Linked DNA regions of Homo sapiens: region 1 is linked to region 2. Evidence: chromatin contacts called from ENCODE Hi-C or POLR2A ChIA-PET data. All regions are on one chromosome and are shown on one strand. The core of a region is the stretch at or near the end of the contact, and the rest is flanking DNA. Distances in the headings are between cores, read along the strand shown.

What was found. Hi-C counts contacts between places; a loop is a spot of excess contacts on that map. ChIA-PET counts read pairs that join two places held with the same protein, here RNA polymerase II (POLR2A). Pooled maps may share reads with other maps.
Region 1: a loop to region 2 is called in a pooled map, with 2.9 times the contacts of the local background. The contact joins two enhancer-like sites. A Hi-C loop is called at or near these places in 3 of 50 pooled maps. POLR2A ChIA-PET finds 5 or more read pairs at or near these places in 8 of 52 experiments (H1, K562, OCI-LY7 and 4 more).

The regions. Positions count from the first base shown.
Region 1 is chr6:2,939,097-2,941,796 of GRCh38, forward strand. No RefSeq gene overlaps it. Among named protein-coding and RNA genes, the nearest start is that of SERPINB6, 31 kb to the right of the region's middle. Within about 2 kb of position 1,300, at least 9 of the 41 ENCODE cell types and tissues checked have a DNase peak (open chromatin) inside an H3K27ac peak, as active enhancers do.
Region 2 is chr6:2,817,277-2,819,976 of GRCh38, forward strand. No RefSeq gene overlaps it. Among named protein-coding and RNA genes, the nearest start is that of SERPINB1, 23 kb to the right of the region's middle. Within about 2 kb of position 1,420, at least 9 of the 41 ENCODE cell types and tissues checked have a DNase peak (open chromatin) inside an H3K27ac peak, as active enhancers do.

The sequences.
Region 1 (2,700 bases), core at 50-2,549, 120 kb after region 2:
TACATGGTGAAACCCTGTCTCTACTAAAAATACAAAAAATCAGCCAGGCGTGGTGGCAAGCACCTGTAGTCCCAGCTACTCGGGAGGCTGAGGCAGGAGAATCGCTTGAACCCTGGAGACAAAGGTTGCAGTCAGCTGAGATTGTACCACTGCACTCCAGCCTGGGCAATAGAGCGAGACTCCGTCCAAAAAAAAAAAAAAATCAAAGCGGAAGCAGCACTTGATTTTTGAAGTCTCCTGCTTGACCCTCTTCCAAGCCTACTTTCTCCAATGAACTTTCACATTGCTTAAAATAAATGTTCCCTTGCCTGTCTCTCATTTGAATTCTTTCCTTTTAAAAGTACAAAGTGAGAAGTGACAGCATGCTGGCAGTCCTCACAGCCCTCGGTCGCTCTGGGTGCCTCCTCTGCCTGGGCTCCCACTTTGGCGGCACTTGAGGAGCCCTTCAGCCCGCCGCTGCACTGTTGGAGTCCGTTTCTGGGCTGGCCACGCAAGGCCGGAGCCGGCTTCCTCAGCTTGCAGGGAGGTGTGCAGAGAGAGGCGCCAGCGGGAACTGGGGCTGTGCGCGGCGCTTGCGGGCCAGCTGGAGTTCCGGGTGGGCGTGGGCTTGGCGGGCCCCGCACTCGGAGCAGCCGGCCGGCCATGCCGGCCTCGGGCAATGAGGGGTTTAGCACCCGGGCCAGTGGCTGCAGAGGGTGTACTGGGTTCCCCCATAGTGCCAGCCCACCAGCGCTGCGCCCTATTTCTCACTGGGCCTTAGCTGCCTTCCCGCGGGGCAGGACTTGGGACCTGCAGCCCGCCATGCCCGAGCCTCCCTGATGAACACCACCCCCTACTCCATGGCTCCCAGTCCCATCGACCACCCAAGGGCTGAAGAGTGTGGGCGCATGGCGTGGGAGTGGCAGGCAGCTCCACCTGCAGCCCCAGTACAGGATCCACTGGGTGAAGCCAGCTGGGCTCCTGAGTCTGGTGGGGACCATGGAGAACATTTGTGTCTGGCCCAGCGATTGTAAATACACCAATCGGCACTCTGTATCTAGCTCAAGGTTTGTAAACACACCAATCAGCATCCTGCATCTAGCTCAAGGTTTAGTGAATGCACCAATTGACACTCTATATCTAGCTACTCTGGTGGGGCCTTGGAGAACCTTTATGTCTAGCTCAGGGATTGTAAACGCACCAATCAGCGCCCTGTCAAAACAGACCACTTGGTTCTACCAATCAGCAGGATGTGGGTGGGGCCAGATAAAAGAATAAAAGCAGGCTGCCGGAGCTTGTAGTGGTAACCCGTTGGGGTTTTCTGTGCTGTGATAAGGTTTGTTCGTTTGCATTTGGCGTCTGCGTTGCCTTTATGAGCTGTAGCGCTCACTGCGAAAATTGTCACTTTATTTCTGAAGTGGGTGAGATGACGAGCCCGGCAGGAGGAACGAAACACTCATCTGTGAAAGTTGCAACTTCATTTCTGAAGTAGGTGAGACGACTCTGTGAAAGTTGCAACTTCATTTCTGAAGTGGGTGAGACGACGAGCCCATTAGGAGGAACGGAACACTCACTGCGAAAGTTGCAATTTCATTTCTATAGTGGGTGAGACGACGAGCCCAGTGAGAGTGAACGAACAACTCCAGGCGCGCCGCCTTAAGAGCTATAGTATTCACTGAGGGTTTGCGGTTTTATTCTTGAAGTCAGTGAAACCAAAAACCAATTTCTGGGTGTAAAAAGACCAAGGTTCTTGCAAGGTTGCTCCTCCCAAATTCCTTCAGATAGGGGAAGACACACAGTTTACAAGAACATTTTGAATCTTACTCATTTTCAAGTATATAATATATATTTTTAATTGTAGCCAACATGACTTACAATAAGTAAACTTAAAAAGATATAAGCCACCCATGTTGGGTGTGGGGGTACATGCCAGTAATCCCAGCTGCGTGGGAGGCTGAGGTGGGGTAGATTGCTGGAGTCCAGGAATTTGAGGCCAGCCTGGGCAACATAACACCCCATTTCTGAAAGTAAACAAAGCCCTAATTATGTTCATTTTCCCCCTTCATTTTCAGATTTCCCATTTTGGCCACGCTTCACATGCGACACATATAGAAGTACACAGCAGCTTCCCCCCTTACCTGCAAGGGATATGTTCAGAGATCTCCAGTGGATGCCTGAAACTATGGATAGTACTGAATCCTATATATACTGTTTTTTTCTATACATATAATAAAGTTTATAAATTAGGTACAGTAAGAGATTAAAAACTCAAAATATGAGTTAAACTCATATGCAATATAATATATGCAATAAAATTGAAATACTGTCAAACTCTGTAAAGTATTTGAAGAGATTTGTTCTGAGCCAAATGTGAGTGACCGTGGCCTCTGACACAGCCCCTGGAGATCCTGAGAACACGTGCCCAAGGTGGTGGTGGTCAGGGGGGAGCTTCTGGGTCGCAGGTGGATTCCAAGATTTTCTGGTTGAAAGTTCATCTAAAGACCTGAAATCAATAGAAGGGAGTGTGTGGGTTAAGATAAGGTGTTGTGGAGACCAAGGGTCTTATTCTGCAGATGAAGCGAGCAGGCTTCAGAGAGCATCTATTGTAAATGTCTCTTTTCAGACTCTCCTGGATCAGGAGAAAGACCCGGAAAGGGAAGGAGATTATCTACAAAAATGTAGATTTTCCCCACAAGAGGCAGCTTTGCAGGGCCATTTCAA
Region 2 (2,700 bases), core at 170-2,669:
TTTTCTAGATATCTTTCTGTTACTGATTTCTATTGTAATTCTATTGTGGTCAGAAAAAACTTTTTATGATTTGTATAATTTTAAATGTATTAAGACTCGTTTTGTGGTCCAAAATATGGTGTATCTTGCTCAGTGTCCCATGTACCTTGAGAAAAATGTGTATTCTGCTGTTGTTGGATAGACAGAGTGTTCTATACATGTCAATGAGGTCAATTTGGTTGGTAGTGTTGTTCAAGTCTTCTGTATCTTTACTGATTTTCTGTCTGTTTGTTCTTTCATTTATTGAGAGACATGTACTACAATCTCTTACTATAATAGTGGGTTTATCTGTCTCTTCTTTCAGTTCTTTCAGTTTTTGCTCGATGTATTTTGATCTTTTGTTATGTGCATGGACTAGAATTGGTTTAGGAGGAAGAGAATCTGTAGTTCTTTATAGCTTTGTGGTTGATGAGGATTGGGTGCTGGTGAAGAAGAAGGAGGAATCAAAATAAGTCTGTATTGTCTGGTATCTGTGCATTCAGGTATTTATGTAAGTCATTAGAAAACTAGGGTGCTCAAATTAGGGACAGTCTTAGGGCCAGTGTTTTCTCCAAAGTCTGTGCTTCAGGCCTGTTATTTTGTCATTTTATCCAGAGTGCAGTGCCTTCATTCTGTCTTTCTTGCCACTCATATTTCACTCTCAGATTCTTCATTCCTACAAAGATATAAATGACTAATCTTTACTAAGATGTAAAAGGTGGCTAAAGACCATCATTCCTGTAGTAAGCATTTTTATAGTAAAGAAGACTCAAGATTTTAAGGTAACAGGGTGTAGCTTAGCCATGGAATTTCAGGCATTAGTCAGAGTTACATAAGCAAGATCTCCGGAAGCAGAGGAACTGGACTCCTCCGGGAACAGCTATAGACTATCAACATTTCTTCTTGGCTTAGATGAGCCTGGTTTCAGGTACAATAAACACTCAGTGTTCCCAAATCCTCCAACATTTTTACCACTATAAAAAGGAAACACGCCTTGTTGATTTGTGTTGAAAATTCAAAGGTTATCATAACCTTCCTGCTCTCCAGGAAAATCCAGTTCTGACCAAATCACTTACAGCACATGAACCTGAACGCTGAAAGTTTATTTTTGCTTTCCCCCAGTATAACTGCTTGCTCTGCCACAGACCTCACAGGTGGCATTTTCAAAAATCATTAGGAATTTTGACCCATAATGCTTCAAACTCAAACCAAAGCTGAGACTGCAGAAATAGCAGTAAAATATCCAGCATCTTATCTTATAATTAAGCTTGATGAATCTATCACTTTTTACTTCTGCTGCCTCATAATTCAGGAATGTAAAGGGACTTTATTTTGTGTGGGAGAGAGCAGAATATGGATAGATTTGCTGAAGTTACTGAGACAATGATAAGAGGAGAAATGAAATCAACAAGGAAGCTGTTGCCCGGCAACATGGTTGGTTTCAAAGAGACAGAGCAACCTTCGGTAATAACCATGAGCAATCTATGAAAATAACTCATGAATCCCTGAGTTAGAAAATATATATGTTGTGATTGGGTTAGGCTAAATACTTCCCCCAAAGAACCAAAGCATCTAGCTGTCCCGTTCTGTTCCATAAATATGAACTGTGCTTCCTGCCTAGGATCCCTCCCATTTGGAGTGCAGTCTCTGCCAGCTGGGACATTTTGTGGCTTTTGTATTTTTATATTTTGTTTTTATTACAAACCTGGTCTGTGTGTAATATTTTTACTCAGCACAATGAACTGCAGTGATGTGATGTATCCAAATTATGCCAGATACCTTGTTTTGCCTGCCTGGTGAAGCTTTGCTGGCTTGATCACCAGCATTTGGCCAGTGTGTCCCATCCCTTAACAGGACCATGAACACTAGTGAGGACCACAGGGTGGTATAGCTTGAAGGACCCTTACAGAACATTCTTCATTTTTGCCCATGGGGAATATGGCTTCTATGTCTGATACGCTAACGGCCATCTCCTTTTGCTCTTTGAGTCAACAGCTCCAAATAGAATCTGGTCTTTATGTCATACCCTGCCCTGTCTTTTTCCTCTGTTAAAGGACTCCTTGCCAGCAAGGACTCCACTATACTTATTCCTGGTCCCCAGCCACGAGCACAGTTTCCAGTATTCAGAAACATTAATACGTGGATCTGAGCAACAATCTTCAAGATGCGTAGTAGATTTTGGTCTGCCACAGGCTGCCTTAAGCACATGAAGAAGTGTCACACCTCCCTCACCAGCCTGAGTTATGCTGGGGGCAGTAAAGTGGGTAAGAGCACAGACTTTGCAAAAAACAACTAATGCTGGTGAGGCTGAGGAGAAAAGGGAAAATTTATACACTGCTGGTGAGAATGTGTATTAGTTCAGCCACTGTAGAAAGCAGCTTGGAGACTTCTCAAAGAACCTAAAACAGAACTACCAAGTGACCCAGCAATCCCATTAATGGGTATATACCCAAAGGAAAACAAATCAATCTATAAGACAGACACGTGCTCTCGGATGTTTATTGCAGCACTATTCATAATAGCAACGATATGGATTCAACCCAGGTGCCCATCAACAGTGGATTAGATAATGAAAATATGGTATACACACACCCCAAACCTAAGTATCATGCAATACATTCATGGAACAAACCTGCAGATGCACCCCTGAATCCAAAATAAAATTATTTTTTAAAGGATGAA